Regions from separate parts of the Mus musculus genome. Here region 1 is linked to region 2. The links are chromatin loops, found by intact Hi-C in ENCODE. Cell type or tissue: heart. All regions are shown on one strand. Links, peaks and the distances in the headings refer to the core of each region. The heading gives the core; the rest is flanking DNA.

Evidence for each region. Hi-C counts contacts between places; a loop is a spot of excess contacts. Peaks named below come from ENCODE experiments on the same cell type or tissue, not always from the same donor. Only the 100,000 strongest peaks of a DNase experiment are listed, where the experiment ranks them.
Region 1: a loop joins it to region 2, with 4 times the contacts of the local background. A loop is called at or near these places in 12 of 42 quality-filtered maps.

Annotation. Positions count from the first base shown.
Region 1 is chr7:30,210,742-30,226,551 of GRCm38, reverse strand. Tbcb (tubulin folding cofactor B) reads left to right here. Exons shown (of 6, transcript NM_025548.4): 5 at 2,007-2,079; 6 at 2,205-2,423. The coding sequence ends at 2,319. Among named protein-coding and RNA genes, the nearest start is that of Polr2i, 13 kb to the left of the region's middle. In heart, for the core only: CTCF peaks have their summits at 9,514 (motif pointing right) and 10,927 (motif pointing right); DNase peaks (open chromatin) are centred at 7,141 and 9,661; H3K4me3 peaks cover 1,925 bases; H3K27ac peaks cover 1,765 bases.
Region 2 is chr7:30,003,983-30,019,792 of GRCm38, reverse strand. Zfp568 (zinc finger protein 568) reads right to left here. Exons shown (of 10, transcript NM_001167872.1): 7 at 5,904-5,953; 8 at 4,604-4,727; 9 at 2,531-2,626. Among named protein-coding and RNA genes, the nearest start is that of Zfp568, 28 kb to the right of the region's middle. In heart, for the core only: a CTCF peak has its summit at 6,704 (motif pointing left); a DNase peak (open chromatin) is centred at 9,872.

The DNA of each region.
Region 1 (15,810 bases), core at 5,342-13,341, 200 kb before region 2:
TCATGAAAGAGGTGGTATTCAGCAGAGGAGAGGGCCAGGGCAGGATACACTCACAGACCTACACCCAAGTCTTCCAGCTCAGGCCAATTCCTGTTGTTTCCGGACCTTATGCTTTTAAGACAGTCTGTAGCCATGGGCAACCTCACTTACTGTGATCCACCTGCATCTGCCTTTCCGATTGCTGGGATCAAAGGCGTGCCCCGCCATGGCCAGCCCACCTCCTAGCCTTATACGTATGAACTACCCCTGTCTCAGCAAGGCTGTTTTTCGTTGCTGTTGGTTGTGAGTTGGTTTGCTAAGTTGCCCTGGGAACATTCCCTACAGAGAAGCTTAAACACGGCTCTGACCACTCCAGAGGCTAACCATCTCAGTGTCAACTGCTGGCAGATCTGGTTTATCCATGGCCACAGTGCCACATAAGCCATTCTCCTTGACAATATAGCAGTAGCAGTGTTGCCCTGCTCTGGATGGGGTCCTGAGCAAATGGGACAGAAGCAGAAAGAAAGGCCAGCGAGAAGGCCACCATCTCTTGGGGTCTGAAAATTGTCACACAAACTCTACTCCAATCTCAGTCAGTTTGCTGAGTGCCACAACCCAAGGCTGATCAATCAGGGCAACGGGACAGACTCGGGAGCTGAACTGTGATCGAGTTAAGATCATACAAGGCTTTTAAGTCTAAAATCCACAAACAAGTTAATCGGGATTAGGGATAGGGGCTTCCTTAGGGACACGTCTTTGTTGTATACTTACCCTGCTCCCATTGGTTGGGGTGTTATTCAACTGTGGTAGGGGACTTGCCTTGCCTAACGTTCATGTCTTAACTTGCCAGACAGGGCATCAGCTACCCACATATATGGCTCTTTCTGCTGAGTAGGATGTCAGTTCCTGGGGAAGTTTTGGGAACTTAAATTTTACTCGACCCCCACTCAAAATGGAAGTCTTATTCCAAATAGCCTTCTTTTCTTTTCTTTTCTTTTTTTTTAAGATTTATTTATTGGGCTGGTGAGATGGCTCAGTGGTTAAGAGCACCCGACTGCTCTTTCGAAGGTTCAGAGTTCAAATCCCAGCAACCACATGGTGGCTCACAACCATCCGTAACGAGATCTGACTCCCTCTTCTGGTGTGTCTGAAGACTGCCACAGTGTACTTACATATAATAATAAATAAATCTTAAAAAAAAAAATAAAAAAGATTTATTTACTTTATGTGAGTACTCTGTAGCTGTCTTCAGACACACCAGAAGAGGGCATCAGATCCCATAATAGTTGTGAGCCACCATGTGGTTGCTGAAAATTGAACTCGGGACCTCTGGAAGAGCAGTCAGTGCTCTTAACCACTGAGCCGTCTCTCCGGCCCCCAAATAACTTCTTATATTGGTATGGGTATCTCTCTTTTATTGGGGTTCACCGCAGGGGCAGCTTAAAAGCAAATACCATAAAAACTCGTATGCAGGTACAAACAATGCTGCCTGGTGGTTGATTTGGTCCGAGCTTATTGTGGCTAACTATACAGAGCAGGTCTAGCCGGCCGTGGTGGCGCCTGCCTTTAATCCCAGCACTCAGGAGGCAGAGGCAGGTGGATTTCTGAGTTCGAGGCCAGCCTGGTCTACAGAGTGAGTTCCAGGATAGCCAGGGCTACACAGAGAAACCCTGTCTCGAAAAAAACCAAAAACAAACAAAAAAAAAAAAAAACCAAACCCAAAAACCAAACAAAACAGAAAAAAACAGAGCAGGTCTAACTGACTTCTATTGTGATTGGTTTCCAGAAACACCAAACTACAGGGCATCCTAGTAACAGCAGTAACAACACATGAGAAAATTCTCTTATAATATAGTAACAGGACAAAGTAGCATGCCGGACAGGTAGCAGTGACCTAGGCCTTCACACTGTGTAAGCAATGGAGGGAGAAGGATTTGTCTCCATGACAGCTTTTCCACTCCCCCAGAAATTGGGAACAAGGAGTGAGCTCACTGGAGAGGTTTCACTGAGATTTCTCTCCCGGACAGGACTCACAGATTTCAAGCCAGGCTACTGGGTTGGTGTCCGATATGATGAGCCGTTAGGAAAAAACGATGGCAGGTAATGTATTGCCGTGTGCTCCTGCATGTATGTGGAAGTCCGCCTGTGCTGCTGGCTGAGCCTGCGCACACTGGCTTGTGGACTGGAAGCCCCCCCCTCACCACTGCCTCCCATCTTGCCCACAGTGTGAATGGGAAACGCTACTTTGAATGCCAGGCCAAGTATGGTGCCTTTGTAAAGCCATCAGCTGTCACCGTAGGAGATTTCCCAGAGGAGGACTACGGGTTGGACGAGATGTGACTGTACCTGGAAGGAGGCCCCGCCCCTGACACAGCCCCTCTGAATGCCTGTGGCCCTTTTCCTCTGAGATTTGTGCATTAAATTAAACAGAATTCAGAAGGTTGTGCAAGTCTCTTGATTCCAGAAAGATTGTGATGAAGCACTTCTGGCAGGGTGTGGTGGCATTCATCCCAACACTCATCTGCACTTGGAGGAGGAAGCAGGTGTATCTCTATGAGTTCGAGGCCAGCCTGGTCCACAAAGTGAGTTCCAAGAGAGTAAAATAATATCCTGAACACTGGGAAGTGGCCCTGTGGTTGAGAGTGATTGCTGCTCCAGCAGAGAACTAGAGTCCATTGCCACATTCACCCCAGGCACCTCACAAAGGTATAACTTCAAATTCCTGTGCACACACAACATGCATAATCATGTAAATTTCTTTTGGAATTAAATATTCTGAAGCCAGGCAGTGGAGCACACTCCTTTGATCCTAGAACTTCAGCAGAGGCAGGCAGATCTCTGAGTTCAGTTTGAAGCCAGCCTGGTCTACAGAATGAATTCTAGGACAGCCAAGGCTACACAAACAAACTCTGTCTCAAAAAACTAAAAAAATAAAATAAATTTATAAATAAATACAAAATAACAATAAACATTCTGCAGTAACATCCCATAGTGATAGAGGCTTAAGTAAGATGGAAGCTCAATTCTTCCTAGTTTTGTTTTTGTTTTTGATTTTTGGTTTTTCGAGACAGGGTTTCTCTGTATAGCCCTGGCTGTCTTGGAACTCACTTTGTAGACCAGGCTGGCCTCGAACTCAGAAATCCGCCTGCCTCTGCCTCCCAAGTGCTGGGATTAAAGGCGTGCGCTACCACACCCGACTCTTCCTAATTTTGTTTTGTTTTGTTTTAAGATTTATTTTTATAGTGCACATGAGTTTACTATAGCTGTCTTCAGACACCAGAAGAGGGCATCAGATCCCGTTACAGATGTTTGTGAGCCACCATGTGATTCCTGGGAATTGAACTCAGAAGCTCTGGAAGAGCAGTCAGTGCTCTCAATTGCTGAGCCATCTCGCCAGCCCTTTCCTTCTGCTTTGTTGTTTTTTTCTTTTTTTTTTGGGGGGGGGGAAGGGGGGTCCTGGAACTTTCTCACTCTGTAAGCCAGTGTGGTGGTTTGAATATGCTTGGCCCAGTGACACTTTAGGGGGTGTGGCCCTTTTGGAGGAAGTATATCACTGTGGGCATGGGCTTTAAGATCCTCGTCCTAGCTTGCCTGGAAACTAGTCTTAGTGGCCTTCAGATATAGAACTCTCAGCTCCTCTTGTACCATGCCTACCTGGATGCTGCCATGCTCCCACCTTGATAATGGACTGAACCTCTGATCTTGTAAGCCAGCCCCAATTAAATGTCCTTTGTAAGAGTTGCCTTGGAGCTGGGCGGTGGTGGCGCAGGCCTTTAATCCCAGCACTTGGGAGGCAGAGGCAGGCGGATTTCTGAGTTTGAGACCAGCCTGGTCTACAGAGTGAGTTCCAGGACAGCCAGGGCTACACAGAGAAACCCTGTCTCAACGAAAAAAAAGAAAAAAGAGTTGCCTTGGTCATGGTGTCTGTTCACAGCAGTAATACTCTAGAGACAACAAGGCTAGCATCAGACTCACAGAAATAGCTCTATGCTTCTGTTTCCCAAGTGTTAGGGCTAAAGACATGGTGCAAACACACCCTGAAGGTTCTTTTCTTTTCCTTTTAAAGGCTCACAAACTCCTCAGCGCTGTTATAGTGATCTCTGCATGTCAGCAGCCAGTCTCCATATCTGTAAATCTTGGGGCACTCCCATCTTCTCCCAGCCCCATATCATATACTCCAGCCCCTAGAAAGGCGAGAAGGGGCGGGGAGTAGCCTTTACCTTTAAGGAAGAGCCACAGAGCCAGGCATGGTGGTTCACTGCTGTCCTAGCATTCAGGAGGTGGAAGCAGGAGGTTAGCTATGGTGATTTCTATGAGCCGGGCAGTGTTGGCGCACACCTTTGATCCCAGCACTTGGGAGGCAGAGGCAGGTGGATTTCTGAGTTCGAGGTCAGCCTGGTCTACAAAGTGAGTTCCAGGACAGCCAGGACTATACAGAGAATCCCTGTCTCAAAGAAGAAAAGAAAAAGAAAAAAACAATCCTGGGGAGAGGGGATGAAGAGCAAAAGGCACAACTCAAAACTTGTTTCTAACTCATTAGTCAAAATGTTATCCCATGGCCACATGGAAAAGCTAAAGGGAGAGTTAGCCCTTAGCTGTCAACAGAGCTGTACCAGAGAAGTAGAGGGAGGGAGGAGGATGCTGGGGAGAAGGAATAAATATTGCTTGAGGATACAGGACGTACAGGGATGCAGCTTCCAGGACTATAGACATCACAGAGGAGGAGCTGTCTGGATAGTTCCCCACAATGGTCTCTGAAATGTTGGTGCATCCATATTCTGCCTTCTGACCCAGAATATCTGATGGACATTTGTCTGGAGCAGGAATTATGAAGGGCTAGCCTACCTTGTCCTTGTAAAACAGCCAACTTCCCTGCGTCCATGTTTGTCCATTTTGGACATTCTGTCTGCAGTTGAAGCAGGGCAGTTTTTGCCCGGTGGCAGCTTGCCACCTTTGAATCAGACTTCAAAGGAGATTTTTCAATGCTCATCATTTGCTTTGAAGTAAAAATGGGGGTGCTGTGAGGAGCAGACCTGACTCGTTTTCCAAAAAAGGCTTAAATTGATAAAAGGCATATTTTAAAGATTTATTTACTTATGTGAGTACACTGTAGCTGTCTTCAGACACTCCAGAAGAAGGCATCAGATCCCATTACAGATGGTTGTGAGCCACCATGTGGTTGCTGGGAATTGAACTCAGGCTTCTGGAAGAAGTCAGTGCTCTTAACCACTGAGCCATCTCTCTAGCCCTGATATAAAAGCATCTTTAACGTTATATTCTATAAGTGTCTTAGGTTTTTTGAGACTATCTACTTATCTAGTACGTCTGAATAAGCAAGCTTTCTTTTTTAGCTATTTACTATCTGTTTAGCTGAAAAAGCATATTTTGTGATAGACTAGTACCTAACATGATCAGGAGCTGTCCTGGAAGTCACTTTGTAGACCAGGCTGGCCTCAAACTCAGAAATCTGCCTGCCTCTGCCTCCCAAGTGCTGGGATTAAAGGCGTGTGCCACCACCAGCTTAATTTGCATTCTTAATTTCCCTGAATACTTTATAATAATAGCTTTAAAAGGGACTAGAACTTTCCATTACATTATTAAGAACCATCTATGTACAATACCTCAAGTAAGAGTTGAACGCATATATACAGAGTGTGTTATAACAAACATAACCTTAACATGTATCAATATACAAAAATCTGTACCAATGTAAGATTATTGGCTATAAAATTTTGACATGAATAGATTCAGGCTGGAGAGATGGCTCAGCAGTTAAGAGCACTGGCTGCTCTTCCAGAGCTCCTGAGTTCAAATCCCAGCAACCACATGGTGACTTACAACCATCTGTAATGGGATCCGATGCCCTCTTCTGTGTGTCTGAAGACAGCTACAGTGTACTCATGTACATAAAATTAAAAAAAAAAGAATAGATTCAGTAATCTACCCATATCTCTATTATTCATACAATATCCCTATACTCCCCCTTTTTCTTCCTATAAAAGAAAAAAAGGATAGAGGAAAGGAAAGAGTGTAACCCCTGAGTGTAACCCCCGATCAAGACCATTGTAACTAACCCCTTTACAATAAATAACAAGCATCCTTCAGCCAAGAGAACCCCCGAAACCTACCCACCCAACCTCCAACAAGATCTGGTGGCACCAGCCTGCCCTCATTCCTCTCTCTTACTAAAGTAAAGGAGCGCTTGGAATATTGCTTAGTTGTAAGAGTATTCGCCTAACATGTGGTTCCATCCCAAGCAGAGAAAAATAAGTAAATAAAGTATCCACTGGAGCAGATACGTACCATTGTATAGCCTGGCCGAGAACATTGTGTCCTAGGGTGTGTGATGCCTGCGCAGCCCGTGTGTTCTGCGGACTGTGAGTCACGGGGGCATGGACCTGCCCGTTAAATAATAATCCTCGTTAGCTCTGTGAAGGGATTCTTGGTAGAACGACTCTTTGGAAAGTGGTGTAATTGTTGTAATTGCTTAATTATAACTTCTGAAGGAGGAGGAGGAAGCAGTAACATTGAGAGCAGCTACAGTAAGTTACAGGAACGGAGGAAAGTGCCGGGGAGCTTGGGCACACAGCTGGTGTTAACCACAAAGTAGATGGGCTCACTGTGATAGGACACTCAACCCGTGGAAACTCACCAACCCCAAACACAGTCAGGAGACACCGCATGCAGAAACTGCCCGCAGATTTGCACATACTGAGTGCCATCAAACATTACAAGAAATACATCCATAGAACATGCTGCCGCTCCCACCCCAGCCCGCTGCCTGCTGCCCACTGCCCGCTGCCCTCAACCCAACAAGCGAGAGGATTGCCCCAACTTTCCCACCAGCTTATTTGTCAGCTTTCTATTGTGACAAATACCTGAGTTAATTTTTTCCTTTGTGTGTGTTGGTGTGTGTTCATGTATGTTGGCATATTTGCATGTGTGAACACGCATGGGTATGTGTGTATCTGTGTATATAGGCATGCTTGTGGAGATCTGAAGTTAACGTTAGGAATTGCTCTGTTACTTCCCCACCCCCACCCCACCCCCACCCCAGCTCCGTCATGCAGGCAGGCGTCTCAATCAAATCCAGAGCTCACTGATCTGCCTAGTGTTGCTGGGAAGCTTGCCCTGGAGACCTCTCTCCTTCCTGATGTTCAGTGGGCATGCAAATTCCACTCGGCAAGCACTTTAACCCTCAGCCCTACCTGAGACACGCACAGAGGGAAGGAGGCTGGGCGCAGCTCAGTGAGGCAGAGCTGCTGAGCGGTCATGAGGTCCTAGACCTGACACATCACAAGTAGGGCAGAAGTGGAAAGGCTCACGGTCGCAGGGATTTCCACCTGTGATTATGTGACCTTCTTACTCTTACTATCTCAGCCTGTGGTGATACAATACCGCACCAAAGGGCCTGTGGCAACGCTGCACCTCTCACAGTAGCCCGGGAAGCCGAGAAACAGGCTAGGATCCTATCATCCCCTGCAAGCATGCACCATCACACCCTCTTGTCCTTCATCTAGTTTCCAGTTAGAGGTTCCACTGTGTCTTAGTCAGGGTTTCGATTCCTGCACCAAGAAGCAAGTTGGGGAGGAAAGGGTTTATTCAGTTTACACTTCCATGTTGCTGTTGATCACCAAAGGAAGTCAGGACTGGAACTCAAGCAGGTCAGGAAGCAGGAGCTGATGCAGAAGCCACGGAGGGATGTTCTTTACTGGCTTGCTTCCCCTGGCTTGCTCAGCCTGCTCTCTTATAGAACCAAGACTACCAGCCCAGGGATGGCACCACCCACAAGGGGCCTTTCCCCCTTGATCACTAATTGAGAAAATGCCTTACAGTTGGATCTCATGGAGGCATTTCCTCAACTGAAGCTCCTTTCTCTGTGATAACTCCAGCCTGTGTCAAGTTAACACACAAAACCAGCCAGTACACACCGTCTGTCATAACAACACAGACAAACTGTGAGCCTTTGGGGGGACACTTAGGGTCCAGACTGTAACACATGCCAACCTCCATTCAGCAAGAGAACTCATCTGGGAGCACCGAGGGCCTGACCGACCTCAGAGTGCACGTGCATACGATGAAGAAGAGGACCACGTTTTGCCCATTGGTGCACTGACCACTCAAAATCACAGTATGGGCTCCAGGTAAGTCACAGCCACTGCACACAAGATCTACCAAACATCAGCACAAACTTTCCAGGACTTTCAAAAGCCTCCCATTAGAGCTGTGGAGATGGTTCAGTGGTTAAGAGATTAAGCGCACTGACTATACTTCTGAAGGACATAGGTTCGATTCCCAGTGCACACACACACATTTGTAACTCCAGTTCCTAGGGCTCTAGCACCCTCTTCTAGTATCGGTGGGTGTTACCTGCATGAGCTTGCTACACAGACATAAATGAAGCAAAACTATTAACATACATTAATCTCAAAAAAAAAGAAAAAAATCTAAAGATGAATAAAAATAAACAAAGGCTCCCAGTTATCAAGTGGTAAACTGACAATGGAAAAGATACTTCGTGCGTGAGAACGGCACTGCTGGGGGTGCAATGCAGGCCCTCACGTACATGAAGCTCACCGTCACCCACTGAGCCACCGCCCTATCCTCTCATGATGGATTCTGGTCATGCAGTCACCACAGCGCCACACTCCCAGCATCAGACTGGCGATCCTCTTATTTATGTGTTTACTTAGCTTTATTTGTTTGTTGTTTGTTTTGACAACGCTGAGTATTGAACCCAGGACCTTGAGCATTCAAGGCAAACATCCTACCACTGAGACAAAACTTTAGACCTTCTTGGGTTTTTTGTTGAAAATTTTAAAAAGTGTTTTCATTATTTTTATTGGTGTGTTTGTGTGTGTTTCTGTATGCAAGTGTATGCACATGAGTGCAGGCCCTCTTGAAGGCTACAAATATCCAATCCCCTGTCCCTAGGCTATAGGCAGTGGTTAGCTGCCCATTGTGCACACTGGCAACCAAACCCATCAGTGCTCTTGGCTGCTGAGACATCTCTCCAGCTCCTACTTTTGTTTGTTTGGTTTTTTCGTTGTTGTTGTTTTTAAGACAGGGTTACTCCATGTAGTCCAGGCTGTCCTGGAACTCACTCTGTGGGCCAGGCTGGCCTCACACTCTGAGCTCCACCTGTCTCTGCCTCCTTTGTGTATGTGCCACTACCGTCTGGCTCTACTCCTACTTTTTATTATTCTATGAGTTCTATATGAATTAGCTTATTATTTTAAGAATGCCAAGGCAGATCTTAAACTCCTAATTTTCTTGCCTTACCCTCTGACCAAGCTTTGCAAATACTGACCTATGTTACTGATTCCAGCTTTTTTGGGATCTGGGGGTATAGAATAGACCACTCTGTTTCATGCAACCCTCAGAGCGGCGCCTTCTTTTCTCCCATCACTCTTTCATTCCCTAACGCTCTCATAGGTTTGTCTACTCTTTCCAGAAAAGATTCCCACAGCTCTCCAGGTCACCACCTGGCTGTCCTCCCTTTTCCCTCATCTCAATGACCCTCGCCTGGACCGTAACCGCACAGCGTCCACCAGGGGGCAGCAGCGTGTCGTTCAGCCGTTGAGCCCACGCCCCCCCCCCCTCCCTCGCAGTACAACGCTGCCGGCAAATTAAAAGGACTTCATTTCCCAGAAAGCATCGCGACATCTCAGCTTCTTCCTTCTTATCTGTCCCCCCAAGTGGAGGTAGTCGTCATCCCAGGTCCTTCCCACCCCCTACTCCTTCCATACCGGGAATTGTGCAGAGGGATATTTTGTCAGGCCACTGGGAGGATGGTAGTTCTGGGCAAAAATCCTGCCACTGTGTATCCCAGGTTAACCAGTGTGGAATATTGTGACTATAGGCCTGTACCATCAAGCCATGCCTGATTCGGTTTCATTAATTGTCATCATATGAGCGTCTTGCTTCGTTTATTACACATCTCCTGTTGTCTTGGTTAATGAAGTCGTTTACTTGGTTTTTTTGGAGACAGGGTCTTGCTATGTAGCTGTCTGTGTCTGACCTGCCACTAACTATACAGCCAGTGCTGATCCAACTTCAGCCTCCCAAAAACTGGGATTACAGGCATGCGAAACCACGCCTGCCTCTCTTGGGCAGGGTTAACTTCTCATCCAGAAATGTTTTGGTGTGGTTCTTTAAAAGAGAGGGGTTTCTATTAAATCTTTCAAGAAGTTGCATAATTTTAAAGTATTATTTAGTATTCGGTCAGTATCCGTTGATTTATACAAATCAAAATCTAAGGCCCCTCTCTCCATCCAGATAGCTTTCAAGTATTCTGCAATAGTCTGCTTCCTGGCACATTCTGAGATTTCCCACAGTCTTACTTAGCCAGTTGTATCTCTTGATGCCTTTCAATATGTTCTTTTTAAAAACGTTTCTTTCTTATTCATTTCTTTTGTGTGTGCTCCTGAGTGAGTCTATAGAGGTCAAAGGATCGAAGGACAACTGGCAGGAGTCAGTTCTCTCCTTCCACTCTGAGTGCCAGGAATTATAATGAGCTCACGTGGTCAAGTTGGCAGTAAGTGACCTTGCCACTGAGCCATCACACCAGCCCTGAGATGTCCTTCAATTTCCAATTAATCTTATGTAAATAGATAGATTGAAAGGCTGTAGCAGTATTCAATTGGGGGGGTGTGAATAATGGTATTTTGGAGTAAGTACTATTTTATGAGTAGTATTGAATTCTTTTTTTTTTTTTTTTTAAAGACAGGGTTCCTCTGTGTAGCCCTGGCTGTCCTGGAACTCACTCTGTAGACCAGGCTGGCCTCAAACTCAGAAATCTGCCGGCCTCTGCCTCCCAAGTGCTGGGATTAAAGGCGTGCGCCACCACTGCCTGGCCTGTAGTGTTGAATTCTTTTTTTTTTTTTAAAGATTTATTTATTTATTATATGTAAGTACACTGTAGCTGTCTTCAGACGCTCCAGAAGAGGGCGCCAGATCTCGTTACGGATGGTTGTGAGCCACCATGTGGTTGCTGGGATTTGAACTCCAGACCTTCGGAAGAGCAGTCGAGTGCTCTTACCCACTGAGCCATCTCACCAGCCCGTAGTGTTGAATTCTTACAGAATCAAATTCTACAACTTGCCTCCTTGTCGCTTCTTGGGAGACAAGTTCTCCTTCCATAGTTCAGGCAAGTGCTGAAGTTACAGACTTTTGTAACTTCAGGTTTTGTAACTTTGTTTCTTTAAGGTACAGAGGTACCACCCCTGACTTTGGTTGTCTTTATGATGTTAGGATCCCATACTGGTTGGGCCTGGAGAGATAGCAGAATGGTAAAGAGCTCTGGCTACTCTTCCAGAGGATCTGAGATTCAGTACCCAGTACCCGCATGGCAGCTCACATTATTTCTAGTAACAGAGGATCTAATGTCCTCATCTGGCCTTCAAGGAGCCCTGCTCAAACATAATACAAAGACATACATGCAGGCAAAACAACCATACACATAAAATTTAAAACAGTTTATTACTTTAATCCCAGCACTTGGAAGGCAGAGGCAGGCAGATTTCTGAGTTTGAGACCAGTCTGGTCTACAGAGTGAGTTCCAGGACAGCCAGTGCTACACAGAGAAACCCTGTCTCAAAACAAAACAACAACAAAAAACCCAGTTTATAAAAAGATCTGAATTTGGTGGCCTATGCCTGCAATCTCAGTTCTTGGGAGGCTGAGGCAGGACAATTGTAGTAAGTCTGCCAGTCCATCTGAGGTACATATGGAGAATTGTCTTTTTTTTTTTTTTTTCTTCTCCTTCTGGCCTTGCTCGCTCTGGCCCAATGATTTATTTACTTACTATATGTAAGTACACTCTAGTTGTCTTCAGACTCACTAGAAGATGGCATCAGATCTCATTATGGATGGTTGTGAGCCACCATGTGGTTGCAAGGATTTGAACTCAGGACCTCTGGAAGAGCAGTCAGTGCTCTTAACTGCTGAGCCATCTCTCCAGCCCCTGAAACTTGACTTTAAAAGGAGAGTGAATTATGCATGAGGTCCCTGGGTTTGAACTTCATCAGAAAAGGAGACAAGGGGACAGACAGACGGAGAGAAAATACAAACCTGGCTGGTGAGAACGCTCAGTGGTTAACAGGGCTTGCTGCCAAGCATAAGGACCTGAGTTCGATCCTAGTGACCCATATAAAGGTAGAAGGAAAAAAACTGACTCCATAAGGTCTTCTGACTTTCATATGTGCATGCCTGTAGCCATCTGACGGCCACGGAAAAACTGGTTTTACCTGAAAGGAGGGCTGGAAATGAAAAAGGGTAAGGGCAAGGGGTGTGTGTGAGAGAAGAAGGAAGCCAAGTCTGTGTTCTTATCAAGGCACAAAGATTCATGTTCAGCACTGCGTTTATCAGGGGAACATCCACAGATGCACCCTTTGTTTCAGCCAGAGTGAGTTGCAAAGCAAGGTCAGCACAACAGCCCAATCTTCCAAGATCCCATGGGAACCGGCAGGTACCCAAAGCAGACAGCCCGTCCAGGCTGATAAGGTCTGTAGTGGCAAGCACTCAAGGTCTGTCCAGCCTGCTCAAGGCTAGAAAACTCTTCAGCCTGTTCAAGGCTGGGAAAGGCCTACTCAAAGCTGGGAAGGCCACAATTCCCCCCTTTTTACTCTTTAAAGATGAGCAGTGCCAGTTGTTGGATTTACTTATTTTCCATAATCCCATCTAGGGTATAGAGTGGCCAGGTGACCGTGCCTGTCTGAGGTCGGTGTCCATATTGCTCCTTCTTACCCGTCATGGCGAACAACATAGCATTGATGTATGTCTCTGTCTTAGGTCGATAGGCGCTCAAGAGCACACTTACCTGTCTCTGACTGCCAGCTTTCTCTAGCACACTCTTTCCCATTCAGACCAAAGCTACAAAGGACATATGAATATGCACTCAATGCATTTCTTCATAGCGATGAATAACTGCTATGGTGAATAGCTGAGCTTGCTGAAAGCGATCCTGTGTGAAGGCAACCAATCTGTTTAAGATACAAGGTCCAAAATTTAAAAGCAACAAAATCATAATTAATGGTCCAAGCAGTGTAGAAATTAAAGTTGTAAGCCATGGGGAAGTGGAGAAGCAGGATTCAAACCATCCCTGATTCTGTTCTTTTTCTCTTTACATTTTGACCAGTCCTTCTCAAACGTTTGCTATAGGGTCCTTTACTATTCCTGAATGATCGATGTAAAAGAGACATTCTTCGTGGAGGGCTGCACACAGTCCTCCTTGTTGAAGGAATAAAAGATCAAGTCCTCTCGTGTTTTGAAGGACGACCTCAGACAAGGATGTTAGAGATTCTTGCAAATAAGAAACAGAAGTTTCTATCCTTTCTATATCCGTGTCTATTGCCGTTCTAAGGAGCTTGTACTTTTTTTTCCTTGAAAAACCAGGGCAGAAGCACCAGTAGCTGCTCCTGCCACATTGAGGCCCATCAGTACTGAAATAGATAAAGTTGTAGCAAGTTCTCTCTTGGGACTAGAGAAGCCTCCATCCCAATGATCCAAGAGCTCAGAGCTCATCATAAAAATGATAAATGAGCCTAGGAATAAGTTGAGCCGACACACAAAAATCTTTGGAACTATCAAATACTTGTGTATGAATGCAGGGGGTAAGACCTGTGCAACAAACCCTCCATTCCTCTTTAGGAGGAATACGATAAGATAAGGAGGTGAAAACTGTGAGCACTTGATTGCATAAACTCTGTCTTTTACCTTTATAAATTTTCCCTATGCAGGTACCCAATGCAGAAACTTCAGGTAGAAGATCTCCATGCCAAGATCCAGGTCAGAAACTTTGTCTTCAAGCCTCAAGATCTGGATCACAGGTTTCTCTGGGGGGCTCCTGCATGACCATGTCACACATATTTTGTGGCTTCCAGAGGGCTGGTAGAGACCGGAATCTGTTCTTCCTCCAGAGCGCTCTCCAGTCCAGACTGGTGAGAATAACTGCACAAGAGCATAGGAGGAGCTGGACACACCAGAAGCCTCCTCTAGGAGGGAGATGTTCCAGTCATGCTGAGCAAGAGACCTCGCCTATGCCAGATTTCTGATTCCATCGACAATCAAAAGAGCTATTAGAACAAGAAGCATTGCTAGATAATAAAGCAATACCTTCATAGTAAAGAGGTATGCTATATCACAGAAAAGCCAACAAGAGCAAGAGATATTAGGATAAGTATCATTAAGCACGAAACATGCCCACCACCAATTCTGCAAGGGGAATAGCAAATATGGGAAAGGTAGTGGTGGCAACTGTAGGACTGTAGCCGCCAGCGGCCATGGGTTACTAGGTTCCTGAAAGCAAAGACAGAGTTTAGATGGGAAAGGCTCAAGAAAAATAATGAGCCAAGACAAAGTTCTGATCAAGGCCAATGTTTACTTATGAGTCTGAGCTTATAAAGGGGGGAAGGGGGTACCCATCCCCCACAAGTCCAGGAAATATCAGGAAAATAGGTTCAGCCTCTCAGCAGGTAGTGGCTTGGAGGAAACTGCAGGTGTGGCAGGACAATAGACTTCACCTAGGTTGGAAGACTCCACCCTGGGTGGGCTAGCAACTGTGGCAAATCAGGTCTGAGCAGCCTGCTCAAGGCTGGGAGAAGGGCACAATTCCTCCCTTTTTATTTATTAAAAATTAGCTGAGCCGGGCAGTGGTGGCACACGCCTTTAATCCCCAGCACTTGGGAGATAGAGGCAGGTGGATTTCTGAGTTCGAGGCCAGCCTGGTCTACAAAGTGAGTTCCAGGACAGCCAGGGCTTTTTTGTATGTTTGGGATTTTGTTTGTTTGTTTGGTTGGTTGGTTTTTGTTTTTTGAGACAGGGTTTCTCTGTATAGAGAAATTAGCTAGACTGGGGCATAAAATTTACTTATGCTCCATGGTCTTGCCTGGGAATTATGGTGGCTGGCGGCTGCGCCTGGCTTGGGTCTGAATGTCTATACTCTTTCTGACCCGTCCTGGAGAGTACGTGCAGCTTGTTTGTGTTTATTTGCACAAACACGGCATTTTAGTGTTTATTATGAACAAACACAGCCTTTGGCACATGCCTCTGTCTTAGGTTGACAAGAGTCATAGAATCATCAGTGGCCCGTCTTTGGCTGTTAGCCCTCATTGCACACCTTTTTCTCATTCTGACCATAGCCACAATATGCACTCAATGCATCTCTTCATAGTGATGAATTACTGCCATCTGCCCTTTGCTGAAAGAGAGCCTGTATGGAGGTAACCAATCTGCTTGAAATACCAAGTCAAAAGTTAAAAGCAACAGGATTAAAGTCGTCTGTGGGGATGTCCCAGGCACTCAATTCAGCTGCAAATTAGCAAGGATCAGGCCCAAGTCTGGCTTCCCAGAGTGGGAGAGGTGGCTTTGAGAATCATCAGAAAAACTGTTACTTCTTCCCCGGACCTGCAGGGATAATCAGCAGGGAACCTAGGGCAGGAGGGGGCGGGGTTGGGGGAGACAAGAAACATGAAGAATGAGAGCAAGTCAATTAGACTGATCAAGCTCTGAAAAACTTTATTCAGGAGTGGTAATTTAAGCGAGAAAAGATGAGGCTCCAAGGGAGGGAGGAAGAGCCCAGGATCTCTCTGAAGGTCAGGTGGCAATCTTCAGTTCCTGGAACGAATGGTCACAGTATCCTCTTTTCCCACAAACATTCTTACTTTTATGACCATGAATGTTCTCTCAGGATTGTTTATGTAAGCTAGAAAATATCCACAAGGCCATGGCTGAGGCATGGCTCCCAGCAACTTCTCATGTAAATAGTGGAGGCTATGCTCCAAGTTAACTCAGCTGGCTAATAAAGATTTTTTTAGCTATCTTCATAATAGG
Region 2 (15,810 bases), core at 3,330-11,329:
TGGCATGAATGCTGGGGGTAAAGCTGGACCTCCACAGCTCTGGCCCATGCTACAAGCTGCTGCCTGACAGCGTCTGGATCACCTACCTGACCACCCTAGACCCTCCATCAGCTCCTTGCAGATGCTCGTTAAGCTCACATCCTCCACACACAGCTGTTCTCACCTCCCTGGCCCTCTCTCTCCTGGACCCTTCTCCATCAGGTCCCTGTCTCTCTCAGGTCCCCTTGCTCCATCCATGCCCTTCCTTAGACAACCATCCCAATATGATATAATACAATATATAATGGAGCGATACTTCATCGTTCTCTGATTTAAAACACAACTACGAGCCAGGCGTGGTGGCGCACGCCTTTAATCCCAGCACTCGGGAGGCAGAGGCAGGCGGATTTCTGAGTTCGAGGCCAGCCTGGTCTACAAAGTGAGCTCCAGGACAGCCAGGGCTATACAGAGAAACCCTGTCTCGAAAAACCAAAAAAAAAAAAAAAAAAAAAAAACACAACTACGTCAATGTTTTATTGCCTCTTAAATAGTATATATATACACGTTCTTTTTCCTCGTACTAGAGCATGCAATCAATCTGATTGGATGGGGCCCTCCTGTTCACTGTTAAATCTGCAATAGGACAACACTAAGTGGGGCTGTAGAGATGGCTCAGTGCAGGCCTTATGCACATAAATAAACACAAATGCAAAAGATTTTTCCCATTGTCAGGGCTCAGAGAAACTCAGGACAAATGGTTAACTGAGGTGACTATCTAACACACCTCCCACCATCTCTCAGCTCTGCAGGTCCCTGTAACAGAGTCACCCTGACTGGCAGGCCCTGCCCTCTGCTCTAGCCCTCTCCGACCGAGCCCCGCTGCCTTCGCCCAGCTTCTCCTCTCCCACACAGCCTGGCCATCTTGGCCACGTGTTCTCTGGTGCTTTTGCTCCCCTGGTCGCCTGGCTCATGGCTCCTAGTCCTCTTCCCTGCTCTTTCTCTCCTCTCTTTGTCTTCCTCTTCCTGGCTCCCTTCTTTCATGGCCTGGGGTTCAGTGTGCTCCTTCCAGCCACCTCTGGCTGTGCTCTCCTGTGTATCTGCAATACAAACCTCCCCTCACCACACCTAGGAGCGGCCATGTTCTCACTTTTCATTTGCTACAAAAAACCTAAACCTAAAAGGTTTCACTATTGAAATCTACCATTGAAGACATTGAGCATAAATTCTTTTTCCTCTGTGCGTGCATGTGTGCGAGCGAGTGCATGTGTACCTGTACATATGCACACAGAGGCCAGGGGACAGCCTTCAGTGTCCTCCTTAGGAACACCACCTACCTCCTTGAGACAGTCTCTCAGTAGCCTGCAGCTCTGGCTGCTAGTGAGCCCCAGCAAGCCTCTTGTCTGTCTCCCCCAGGCCAGGAATATATTGCACATATCACCATGCCTGGCATTTTTGTGAGCTCTCATTCTTGTGAGGACTTGAGGTCCCTCTCAGCTTTTAACACAAATTCTTCTTCTTCTTCTTCTTTTTTTAATATATGTTCTCAGAAGTCAGAAAAGGCAGGAGCATTTCTCAGCTAGTTCAAAGGCCAGTATTATTCATAGTTTTCTTCTGATGTGTGCTTTTACACAAGAATTCTAAAACCTTTTAATGGCAATGATCCAAAGTGACAAAAGGGACAACATTGTTACATTGTATCAGCATGAAAGTGAGCCACGGGCTGGTGAGATGGCTCAGCGGGTAAGAGCACTGACTGCTCTTCTGAAGGTCCTGAGTTCAAATCCCAGCAACCACATGGTGGCTCAAAACCATCTGTAACAAGATCTGATGCCCTCTTCTGGTGTGTCTGAAGACAGCTACAGTGTACTTACATATAATAAATAAATAAATCTTAAAAAAAAAAGAAAGTGAGCCACACCCTGCTTGACAACACTAATGTGAAATGCTCAGCAGGCACACCTATCCTCACAGGGCTGCTTATGCTGGGTGTGGACAGACTCTATTAAATATGGCTGTGGTGAAAATACCTTTTAATTTGACAGCTGTGATAGATACCCAAGTCCACAGATACTAAAGCCCTCCACATACTTTACATGGATGAGTTTTGTGATCTTCGAGTTATATCTCAATGAAGGTGTTTAAAAAAGCCAAGAGAGTTGGGCAGTGGTGGCAAATGCCTTTGATCTCAGTACTGGGAGGCAGAGGCAGGAGGATCTCTGTGAATTTGAGGCCAACCTGGTCTACAGAGCAAGTTCCAGCACAGAGAAACTCTATATCAAAAAAAAAAAGCCTAGAGAAAGCTAGACTCAAATACAGATACACTGCTTGTCACGGGCTCTTCTCTGCAGAGAGCAGACGCTGTGACAGAATTCTGGTGAGAGAGTGGGGGAGTCAGATTCCGACTCAGAGCCTTGTGCTAAGACGCCCTTCCCCCAGACCTCAGGCTTTGCCTACAGGGAGCTTTCCCAGCAGCACCTCAGAGAGCTACCTGCTCAAACGGCCTGGGTGACAATTTGCCCTGGTCTCCCCAGTCCCACGGGCCAACACTTACCAGGATGCCAAATTTTTGTCTCATTCCTCATAACCATCCAGGGCTCTTTGCCCTGTTCTAGAAGGGAGACCACCCGTGGCTTAGTATCAGCAAGACCTGTCCAAAGACAAAAGGGAAAATTAATTGTGCATGTCAGAGTTGCCGTACGCCTTTAGTCCTAGTGTTGGCTTGCAGGCTATGGTTCAAGTCATTACCTACTGCCATCACATAAAAGGACTTTGTCACAGTTCTCTCTCTGTGTCCCCATGTATTATTCCAGGGCAGTCGCAGCCTCCCTCTCTCCCTCTCTCTATCCCCCCACTCCCCCTTCTTTGCCCTCATGGCTCTGCTCCCATCTGTCTGCCTCTACCCTTTCTCCAGGCCCTCCCTCCCCTCAATGAACCCCCTTACCCCTGATCTGATGCCCGGCATAATTACTCGGGCACACCTTGGCATAGGCCTGGCAGATACCTCACCACATTATATTTCATTACACCTAGCACTCTAGAGGCAGAGGTAGGTAGAACTCTGTGGGTTTAAGGCAAGCCTGGGCTACGTAGTAGAAATTAAGTCCATGTTTGCCAAGAGAGAAAAACGGGTCTCAGCCAGAAGTCCCACTCTTAACACAGGCTAGTCTCTCCAACTGACAACTCACAAAGGGAAAGTTAAATTCTCTCCAAAGGACTCTCACTGGGTATAGAGACCACACTTAGTGGCAGGCCCCATGCTCAGAGTAGATGTCCAAACAAACTCAATGGTATTGTTGGATGTTTTGTCTCTTGATCGTCTGAGCTTTTCTCTCTTTTTCTTTTAAACATTAACAGATCTTTTGCGTATATACTATGGCTTCCAACTGGTTTTCTATCTATATGTATAAATGTGTGTTTCTCCTGCTTTTACATCTGTGCCTCCCCACTCCCATTTGTTTAGTCCTATCTTGGCTTGTTTTCTCCCTCCCTCCCTCCCTCCCTCCCTCCCTCCCTCCCTCCCTCCCTCCCTCCCTCCCTCCCTCCCTTCCTTCCTTCCTTCTCTAAAAAGATTTATTTACTTATGATATGTAAGTACACTGTAGCTGTCTTCAGACACTCCACAAGAGGGAGTCAGATCTTATTACAGATGGTTGTGAGCCACCATGTGGTTACTGGGAATTGAACTCAGGACCTAAGGAAGAGCAGTCAGTGCTCTTACCCGCTGAGCCGTCTCTGCAGCCCCGGCTTGTTTTCTAATGACAGAAAAAAGGATGTGGATTTGGACTGTGGAAATGTAATCAGCATATAATGCATGAAAATAAATCTCTGCTAATAACGACAGAGAGAGAGCGGGAGCGGGGCAGTGTATAGGGGTGGGAGGGAGAAACTGGGCCAGTAAGATGGCTCAATGGGTAAAGGCCTGGCAAAATAATTCAGTTCTTGGGACCTGGGTAAAGATGGATGGAGAGGACCCATGCCAGAGTTGTCCTCTGGCCTCTTTGTGCATGCCATCCCCCACTCCAATAACTAGAATGATAAAGAGAAATCTAATGTCTAAGGATCAAGGTGAGGGAACATTAAAGCACTGGGAGCGATGACACGCTTGTGCGTATGTGTGCAGGTGCACACGCGTAACGTCACTGATTTAACCAGAGCTTGAAACGTGTTCATGAAACACTCAGCAAACGCTTGTGGTGGTGCAGGCCAATTTCCCCAGCACCTATAAAGCTGAGGCAGGAGAATTGTCAGTTTAAGGTCACCCTGAGCTACACAGCACTTTGTCTCAAACAAAACAAATCTATCTATAGGTGCTGGAGAGATGGCTCAGCAGTTAAGAGCACTGGCTGCTCCTGAGGACTGGGGTTCACGCCTCAAAAGCCACATGGTGGCTCATGACTGTCAGTAACTCAAATTCTAGGGGACCTAATGCCCTCTTCTGGTTTCCATGGGCATGCAAGTGAAACACAGACATACATGTAGGCAAAAGACCCATACACATACTAATAATGATAATAATGATAATGATAATAATAATAATAATAATAATAATAAAGTCAACGTTCTCCATAAAGGACATGAAAATCACAGCAGGCACTTCTGAACTTCAGTGGGGGGATGCGCTTACTCAGTGACAGCAGGTTGCTGTAGTTATCCAACATCACAGCTCGGTACAGATTCCTGTGGGAATGGCGCAAGCACTCCCACTCCTCCAGAGAGAAGTAAATGACCACATCCTCGAACCTCAGATCCTGAAACCACATGCAGACACGCCATGTGAGAAACTAAGACAGAAGACATCAGAGAAGACAGTCCCCAAACACCTGCACCCTTCCACAAAGGCAGGCCAGTGTGGGAACAGAGGTGCCCATGCGGGCTCTGAACATGCCTTCTCCTTGGCCCTTTGCATCAAGTCTATGACATGGTGTTTCTCAACGGAATGTCATTGTACATGCAAGTACAGCATCCTCTGTTCCACAGCAGAACGTGCGTGTGTGTGTGTGTGTGTGTGTGTGTATGTGTGTGTGTCTGCCTGTCTGTCTGTCTGTCTTTATTAAACTTTTCTAACTGGTCACTTTTCTAAACCTAGCTGTAACTCTGTGCTTTAATTTTGTTTGTTTGTTTGTTTTTCGTTTCCTTGTGTCACCCTGGCTGTCCTGGGACTCACTCTGTAGACCAGGCTGGGGCTGTCTGGAGGAGGCGGCAGGGAACGCTGAGGATGCATGTCATCAACAGACGTCATTGTCAAGGATTTTTAAAAGCATACATGGCAGAATCAATGACATGGTCACAGCTGTGTCACAGGGTTGTGACTAGGATTGAATAAGATCACATTGGGAAGAACCTCAAGCCACCGCGACACAGCAAGTGCTTAAGCTGGTGGTTTTGGTCAGTGCCATCCTGCACTGGAAACACTTCTGGGGCCAATCATATGCATAGACAAAAGACTCCAAAATCAGTAACCACTGAGTGTCTCTGGGTGACTAATGTTCTTGATCAGTTCAATTATTATTTTTTTTCAGAAATCTTCTTTACTAATGTACATACAGAATGCAATCAAAGCTTTCCATCTTGTAGAAAAGTACACGGAAGAGGCCAGGCAGACACCCTAGGGTGTTACAACTTTTCAGCAAGAATGCCATCCCTACAGTGACCCTAGAGGGGACAACAAAGAAACTAGGCAGATATAACCTTATTCTGCTAACTGATCAGGTTCACTGCCAAGACTTTGTTCTTCTAATGAACAAAAGCCTGGGAAACGGAAGTTGTAGACTTATTTGTACAAAGCAGCCTCCCTAGACTGGTGTGGGAAAACTACTCCACGAACATGGCTTTCTCTTTTCCACACCACCTGAGTCTCCCAAGATTTTCAGCAGCATTGAGAAACCGAGAAGTTTTTCCATGAACAAAGTGGAAATGCGGCTTACCTTGGCCATGTCCTTAAAGGCAAAACTCTTCATTCTTCCTCTTGCGGCTTCTTGGAAAGAGTAAGAGGTGGGAAATGGTTAGGAAACTGTGCTCAGAGAGAGCATTCCCCTGCACCATCCCACCTATCCCAAGAGGACAAAGAGGCCCAGACCTCACTACCTTCACTTAGTAAAAAGGAGGCCTTATGACCCAGACTGGGATCCTGGGGCAGAGTCTCTGCAGCCACCGTCTTGAACAAGTCACATCTCAGCCATCTCAGACGGTGAGCAGGGCTGGGTTCGTCTGATTAGTCCCTGGCTGAGGGAGAACCTTACTCCACTGTCTTCAGCCCCAGCATTTCACAGTGAGCCCAAGTCTGGCTCGAAGACACTGCCTAAGAGTGTGTAAACTGCTGTCCTTCAGTCTTCGGCATCTACAGATGAGGATGGGAGCGCTAAGGGTTCCAGAACTCCCACCTTGAACCTAGAGCTAGCCTGAGGAACAGTAGTCACAGCACTGGAGAGCGGCATGCATGCAGAGGGTTGGAGAGTGCTGGCAGCTGTGGTCCTTTGTAACCAGGAGTTACGAAGGCTTTCTACGGTTGGGAGTACATGCCAGTCAGACTCCAGCCAGTGTAGACCCAGCTCCCAAGGACAAGAGTCCACTGTGCTCACTGGGCCACAGCTGATGCTGGGCATCATGGAGTGTCCCTTATACACACCTACTAATGTCTCTAACATAGGAGAAAGGAAGCAGAAAATGCAGCAAGCAGAGTCAAAAGGAGCTCTTTCTTCAGTGTCCCTCTTGCACCCTCTACTGACTAAGCTTAACATCACACCCGCTGTTAAGTGGCGAATCACAGTTCATGCCAAGGAGTAACTAAACCTTCAATCAGGACATAAACTGGAGTTGGCAGCCTTTCCCTCTGGCTGCCCAGTTCCTTTACAGCATCAGACACATGTTTACGCTCCCTTATGACAACTTAGCTCTTCAGTCCTACCTAGGAACTTGAAGCTAAGCAAATGAGAAGATGCACAATCCTAACAGTTGGCTATCAACACTAACTGGCTAATTAGTGGCTGTATTAATTACTTTTCAAATTTAGGTGCACTACACTTAACACTCTATGACCTAAAGAATATGTTATAGCTGGGTGTCTGGTGCATGCCCTTAATCCCAGCACTTGGGAGGCAGAGGCAGGCCGATTTCTGAGTTCGAGGCCAGCCTGGTCTACAGAGTGAGTTCCAGGACAGCCAGGGCTACACAGAGAAACCCTGTCTCGAAAAACCAACAAAGGAACCCCCCACAAACAACAACAACAAAAAGAAAAAGAAAAACAAAAACAAAAAAAGAAAAACATGGCTGGCGAGATGGCTCAGTGGTTAAGAGTGCCGACTGCCCTTCCAAAGGTCCTGAGTTTAAATCCCAGCAACCACATGGTGGCTCACAACCATCCCTAACGAAATCTGATGCCCTCTTCTGGAGTATCTGAGGACAGCTATAGTGCACTTACATATAATAAAGAAATAAATCTTAAAAAAAAGAAAAAAGTTCTAAAAATCTGTATATAAAATAAAAATTTAAAAAACAAAGATAATATATAAACACATGTAATAAGATAAAATATACAAAGTTAATAGCAGCCTTTACATCTGTAATGGATACACATTATGCTTAAAGCCTGTAGCTTCCTTTTTCTTTTCTTTTTTTTTTTAAATAGGTATTTTCCTCATTTACATTTCCAATGCTATCCCAAAAGTCCCCCATACCCTCCCCCCCACTCCCCTACCCACCCACTCCCGCTTTTTGGCCCTGGCGTTCCCCTGTACTGGGGCATATAAAGTTTGCAAGTCCAATGGGCCTCTCTTTCCAGTGATGGCCGACTAGGTCATCTTCTGATTCATATGCAGCTAGAGTCAAGAACTCAGGGGTACTGCTTAGTTCATATTGTTGTTCCACCTATAGGGTTGTAGCTTCCTTTTCAAGAATGTATTTATTCTCTACCACTGTACTTCAACATTCTGGGCTTCTACAGGCATTTAAAGGACCAACCAGTCCTTATGTTTTACAAGCAGGGTGGCCTAAATCTTCATTCCGGAGGTCAGATTCCTCAGTCACCTCCCCTGTCCCCCCTTTCAGTGCTGCCATGTCCCACCAAGTCACCCAGACTGAGCAAGAGCCAGCCAGAGCTCTACACCCCTACTGCCTCGTGCAGCTACAAGCCAGGTTTTCATGAAGTCACAATCATTCCAACCAGTAAGCTGTATTTCTGCCAATTTTTAATCTCCCCCTAGTCTGAGTTCTGTGAGCTACTTGAGCAAAGTAACTGAGTCTGAGGAAAGGGTATGTGTACCTCAACTTACAGCCAGCTGAACAAAATTTAAAAACCACTGGAGCTTCTGAGATGGGGACAGCATCAGAACTCATCCCTGCCTACCCCCCTTTCTTGTTATTTTCTGTCCTGTAACTCTTTCTGTAGACCAGACTGGCCTCAAACTCACAGAGATCCCCCTCCACCTCCCCCTCCCTCCTGAGTACCGAGACTAAAGGTGTGCGCTACCACTGTTCCAGCCTTCTGGAGACTAAGCTGAGAGTGGAATTTTCTGGGAAATCCCAGTACTGGGTCAGTGTCCTCCCGGCTTGCATAAGAAACTATTGTCTTTAATCTAAGGACATGTATTCTGCCTTGGTTTACCATCTGTGACATTTGTCATATACTAGGAAGAGTTAAAGATTCATGAAGATTGTTTGTTAGCCTTCTCAAGTGGATCTAATTAATTAGCCATGTTCTCTGTGTTTGGAAATCCCGTTTCCTGCTCCTTTCCCACGCTGGTGGGAGTGAACACTTGCTGCGCAGCCAGAGCCTGCCTCCAGAAAAGCAAGCTTAGGAACCCGCCATGCTCCTCCTGGTGTGAGAAACCCGCCACGCCTCCACTTGCAGCTCCCTTGGCCAGACTAGGGGACAAACAAGTACCAAGTTCTCAGTCCCTCAAACTGCCCATCCTCACTCACATGGCCCTGGGACAGCCTAACTCCCTCTGTCTGAATCTCCTTAGTCGTCCTGCAGTGCCTAGTAGCAAGAGCGGAAACCCTAAGTGCATCTAAGTCCCATTTCTAGCTGGAAGTAGAAGCTACTTCAGCAGCTGCTTCCAAAGTGTAACTGATTGCCTATTCCCATGTCACTGTCTAGGGTGACTCACTGTCCACTGACATAATTTAAATTTTAGGGTTAGGAAGCTAGCAGACATCAGCAGGCGTGGAGACCCCTCCCCCATGGCACCCTTCTCCGCTAGGATTTCCCACACTAGAGACTGTCCTAAGACTTCTTGGATAAGTCTTTATCCACCTCTGCCCAGCAGGAAAAGAACTACTCAATCCGCAAGTGTCTCCCCTCCCTCTCCTGTCATCTGGCTAAAGAAAAAAGAAAAAAACCAAAACACAAAAACAAAAAAACAAACCACCACCACCAATAACAACAACAAAAAAACCCCAAACCCTCAAGAATGTTAGCTGGGGCCCGCCAGTGTCTAAAGGTCCTCTACAAACTTGTTTTTCTAGATTCCTGCTCGTCCCCACTTCCAGGCTAACACTGCCTCCAGGTCACAGAGACAGCTTCACTGAAACTACTGATAACCATCCATCAGACATGTGTCACAGAATCTCCCCTTCTTCTGAGACTGACAAAAGGGACAGACTGCCATGCTGTGACATGGGCTGAGCGCTCCCCATCGTGTTGGTGTCTGTCTGCTCCTCTATGATGTTAGTAACTTTTAATAAATCTCATACATAAGAAGAAGAGAACAAGACATCGTGAATCATGCGGAAGAAATCTAAAACAGTGGTGGGAAACCACCACTCTTCCGCCCAGCTCACTAACAGAGACTATACTGGGCATACTTGGTACATGTAAATGGCTTTTGTGTTGCTCAGTTGTTAAATTTAGTTGGAGCAGAAGCAGCGCCAGTTAGTTACATGGGAACAGCGTCAGTCATGCTCCTGAGGCAGCTGCTGAAGCTCCCCGTGGGTCTGGCACAGGCGCTTTGCGCAGCTGGCACCATCTGTTATCTGCTGGTGCAGTCATCCGTCAAAATTACCACTGTGACCCGCATTTCCACGGCTCGCTGCGCTAAGCAAGGAAACTATTAGGATGGAATTAACAGCACTACAAATGATGAGTTTTCATAAACATACACCTCACGTTACCCAGCGACCCTTGCCTCTCTGTTCATCTAGTCAGGAGAGACGAAATGCTTCTCTGCATGAGGTGGATGCTCTGGTTGCTTCCTTGCTGACAGCCCCCAAACTGGAAGCTGTTGGGCTATTCCCCGACAGGTGGCTGGATAAGTTAGTTGTGGGAACACTGCTAATAAAAAGAAGCTACTGAGACAGCAGTGTGGCGAAAGCTCCCAGGATCTGAGCAAACAAAGGCAGCTGCCGCCGACGGTGCCCGATTCCACTTATGTGAAGGGCTAGAATGTGCAAACTAATCCAGGATGGAAGTTAGAACTGGTGACTTTAGATTGGAGTCTTCCGAGGAAAGGGGCAGAGGACACTGCTGGGAAGTGGACTAGACATTCTATTATCTCTTCTAAAGTAGACACATATGTCTGTGTGCAAATTTATCAAGATGCAGACTTAGGACTATGTAAATGCTTTCATTTTTAAAAAGGAAAATTTTAGTCTTTAAAGAAGATAGTATAGTTTCTGGAGTCCAGGATTGGTAAGGAACTAAGAGGAGAGAGGATGACAGCCTGACCTATGGAGACTATTTCAGAGCAAAAGTAGAGAGCAGCTAACAGGCTGACTTCTTGTTTTGTGTGTACAAAGCTTGGACGCCGCTGCATCTTCTCAGACTCACCCAAACAGTGCGGCCCAGGAGAAACTATCCCTCTCAGTTCTGCGACACGGGCAGACACGAGCCTCACACCAGACTAGAGCAGATACAGGCAGACATGAGAGTCACACCAGACTAGAGCAGAAGCCACAGAACACAAGGCATGGGGTAAAAACCCCACACCAGTGCTGATGCGTTCCTAGCCGGCATCCCTATGCAATGCTGAGTCCCAGTCTCAGGAGAGCGCTGCCACACACTTTCAGGAGTTTCTTTTTATATATAAACAAATTGGATTTTATTTAAAATATAAGGGGTTGTTATCCATTTTGGTTAATAAAGTTGGCCTGTAGTGTTTTAACAGGATTTAGTGCGATCACACAGATTGGCATGCCAAGGGCATTTTGAAAGCTAAATACAAGAATCAAGAGATTGCTTAGTCTGTGTGGCTGAAACATTACACCCAGCAACTTCCCTCCCTTTCTCTACAAACCCTCAGGCAATTCCACAGTTGCATCTGGCAGTTCAAGTTTCAACATTTCAACGCAGAAGGGTTGAGGGGAAGCTGGAAAAAAAAAGCATAAAATGCAAACTGTAACTGACAGAGGCAGCTGCCACTTGTGGCAGGCCAGAGACTCGACTGTGTCAGTTTTTTCTTCACAGTTGCCCTGACATCTTCCCAAGTGGACTGTGGTCACTACATTCTTGAGCAAATGTACCCAAGAGTCAGGATGGAGAAGGCTGAAGAGCAGAATATACTGTGCATCTGCTCCTAAGTGGTACATGTGACTAAGACCAAACCCAGAGACCATGGATAGCCTGCAAACTGGCAAGTAGAAAGGTGGAGGATGGTACCACAGGCATTGGAGAGCACCCATTTCCTCCTGTCCAGCGCAGCACCCTGAGCGACAGCACCTGTTGCCCTACCCTGGCAACAAAGCACAGCAAACACATGCCAAGCTGCTCAGCATGTCTGATTTGCCCACTGTCTACCGAGCAGTACATGCAGGACACAAACTACAAGGAGTAGTACATCGTAGTTATCACAGGTCTGTTCTCAATATCTCTCTCTCTCTCTCTCTCTCTCTCTCTCTCTCTCTCTCTCTCTCTCTCTCTCTCTCTCTCTCTCTCTCCAAACTTCCCACCCCACTCCTTGAGTCTTGACACAGGCACTCAGGGAGCAGGCCTTTCCTGCTAAGAGCTTCAGTCTCATCTCTAGCTGCCTCACCAGGTTCTTGGTTGAGACCACAGAAATTCTCCACTGTACCTCTGACTGGAGGCGGGGAAAACCAGCTTCTGAAATACACCCACAATGTTCTGTTCTTCACAAGACAAATCCAGGAGCCTTATGCAAGAGCCTAAACTAGTGGGGTTAAGTGGCCTGAAAAGGGGGTTCACTCCAGTCACCCTGCTCACCTACAGGGTAAAAACTCAGAGGCACTAGTGAGGCTCACAGTTGAGAGCAGCAGTTCACTGGACGACAGAGATCAGATATTCCCTTCACATCAGTGCTAGAACAGGGGAGACTCACTGGGAGAGGGGAGTGACTTCAGAACGGAGATGCCACACTGGGTTCCCAGCGTTTCCTTCCTTCCGCCTACCCCTGACCACTATGCCACTATAGCTCTGCCTCCCAGATTTACTTTTGTCAAGCAATGTCCACTTTTCAATAAAAAACAGACTGCAAGGCGCAGTAAAAATGAAACACCATAGTTAAGACAAGAAACTGACTCAGGTATGACAAGACCATTGTAGTTGAACAGCTGGGATTTAAAATAGAGTCGCATGCAAAAGGCTTAGTGGGAAGGGGGTGGAGGATAAAAATTCTAAAAAATAATAAAACAGGAGTCAATGCCACAACTAGAAATACTACAAAAGAAGCAAAGAATGCCTTTGTGGGCATAGAGCTAAAACTCAAGCTTCCTGAGGAAATCTCCGAGCTCACGCATGTTTTAGTAGAGACTTCAATGCTAATAATAAAAAAGGACAGAAAAACAAGGGAAAGAATAGCTAACTACAGAAAAATTATAAAAGGATTAAAATAGGAGATACAGATTCAATACACAAGTCTATAAAGCAACTTGTGAGTCAGCCCTCTCCTCCATCATATGATCCCAGGGATAAGACGCTTGTCCTGCTTGGCACAAGTGGCTTTGCTGGCTGAGCCATCTCACATCTCTGAGTGATGCCCAAGCCTTACATACTTAGAGGTCCAAGGAGGCCAGGGAAATTAACAGCTAGAAGACTAAAAAACGGAAAAATTCATGTCTCCTATTGCCTACTTCAGGAAAGGTAAGACTGGGTTTTACGTTTAGCCAAGTCCTGCTTTTGAGGACAAAAGTCAACACTCTTCCAAGAAGTTTAACAAAAATCGAGAATCTTTCTGGCTCCCCCTTCATGTCACCTGTGTCCTGTGATTCCCCTGTCCAGCTCCTGGCCAGTCCACCGTGATCCCTTTACACTTTCCTGGTTTCTGTGGTTACTCTGAATCACATATCACATCCGAGGACTTGGAGCTAGGAACTACAGATGAGAGAGAAAGCGTGCTGACTGTCCTTCTGGGTCTGGGCTACCTCATTCAATACCATCTGTTAAACGTCCATGAGCTAAACGGTTTACAGCTGAACAGTATTCACTTGTGTAAATGGAATGAATGTCCATTATCCACTCATCTGCTCAAGGACATTTAGACTGTTTCTGTTTCCTGGCTATAATAAATAGGGTGGAGGAAGGACAAATAACACCCAACTCACTGATAAAGCCTCATGGAATAGTACTATTTTATATTCACCTAAAATTATACTATATGCAATACATGTAAATGTATGTATATACACATCATATATGTGTATCTTATTACACACACATATGTATATGTATGTATGTACGTGTGTGTGTGTGTGTGTGTGTGTGTGTATGTATGTATGTGTGTGTGTGTGTGTATATATATATCTTAAAGGGAGTTACACCACTTGGGTTGACAATGCTCCCGTAAGAACGATAGTCTAACAAAACCCCTAGTAGTAGGCATGAGAAGCCTTCTTTCAAATGAGTGGCAGGGTAGTCAGGACAAGTGACTCTCAAATCAATATGGATTATCGATGTAGTCCTTGGCTACCCTCTTGGCTACTAGGTCCCCAGTGCTAAAGACACCACACACTTAAGAAGCAGGTCTCAAATAACTCAAGCTGGATCAGGTCTGAAAGCTTCCTTCCTTCCCTCGGTCTCTATCATATCATATTAGAAAATACCATGCAAGCTGCCAGTAGAAGGCAGCAACTGAACAGTCCTGCCTACTGCAACACTACAAACTGCGACAATGAGCAAACAATGTGGCAAACATTCTGTAAGGCTGTAATAAGTGGCACTCACATGGTGACCAACAGAGCCATCTAGCCAGATTTAAGGCCTCTCAACAGGAGAAAAATCCCAATTGCTACTGGAAACATAGCCAATTTTCCAGGGTTAGTGAGGTCATGGACCCTAGAAAACAATTACTACCACCACTTTGCTAGATCAACATAATTCCTTACTACATTACATTCTAAATCCTAACCTGAGACCCACAGATAATTGGGTCAGAGAAGCCCGTCTTTGCAGCAAATGCAGACTGTTCTAGAAAATCACAAGTGGATATAATGCAGAGATCAACCAGTTGTAGGGAGCCCAGCCCAATGGATACATCTATTCACACATCACATCTCCCCAATCTATGACTCAGAGAACACTGAGGACGAGGGGATGGGAAGGTTCTAAGAGCTAAAAACCAGAAAGTCAGCTGTGAAATGGCATCTCCTAACAGGATGCATCAACAGCACAGGATCAGTGGCAGTGTCAAAGGACACACTTAAGTGGAAGAGGGAAGTCCCATCCCTACACAATGGCAGGTAACAACTGCTGGGAGAAGGAAGGTTAGCCTCTCTCAGGGATGAGCCCTCTTGTTGGATGCCCAAGGCAAGTGGTCAGCCTAAAACCATTTACACACAAAGAATAAGACCCAGCAAGTTATATTTAAATATTTGTGTGTGTGTGTGTGTGTGTGTGTGTGTGTGTGTGTGTGGTGCATGTGTATTTAACAGAGCTATCAATTTGAGAGTGGGCATGGGAGGGACTGGAGGGAGGAAAGGGAAGGCAGAAAGTGATGTAATTCTACTTCAATTAAAAATATTTTTAAGATGGGCAGTGGTAGAGCACACCTTTAATCCCAGGCAGATTTGTGAGTTCTAGGCCAGCCTGGTCTATAGAGTGAGTTCCAGGACAGCCAGGGCTATACAGAGAAACCCTGTCTCAAAAAAGACATAAACCAAACCAAACCAAACCAAAAAAAAAAAAAATTTATACACACACACACACACACACACACACACACACACACACACGTGTCTAGCATCCTGACAATGTAGTAGTCACCATGTCCATAACACAGTCAAAAGTACTAGACATCAAAGATACAGGAAGACTAAACAAGAAGAAAACAAATCCGAGAAAATGACTCAGAAGACAATATAGAGTCTGGAACTATGAGAGGACTTTTAAACTTGAATGTGAAGATTTATCATTTCACTCGTTTCCCATGTATGATACCATTGGCCATATACTGAATGTAGTAGCATGCAGTGTATCTTCAATATCATACAGCCTTCCCCACTACGTCCACACAGTTCTCACCATTTTGAATACATTTGCTTTCCCCTATTAAACATCACTCCACTTCTCCCATCCCAGGCCCTGATAAGCTCTAATCTAACTCCCAAATTCTCATATTCTAGGAACTTATTTCAATAAGTGAAAGTATATAAACTTAGCTTTCTGTGTTTGGCTTTCTTCATTTAGCATGTTTTCAAAGACCTTCCATGTTGTAACATGTACCAGGATTTCATCTCTTATTGTTAAATAATATCCCATTGTTAAGTACAGACTGGAGTTTAGTCTGATGAGAGGTTGTATCAAAGAGACCTTGGCTTGTCTTTCACCACCAAAATGTTTTTGGTTTTTTTTTGTTTTGTTTTGTTTTTTTGAGTCAGGTTTCTCTGTGTAATAGACCTGACTTCCCTGGAACTTGCTCTGTTGACTAGGCTGGCCTTGAACTCTCAGAT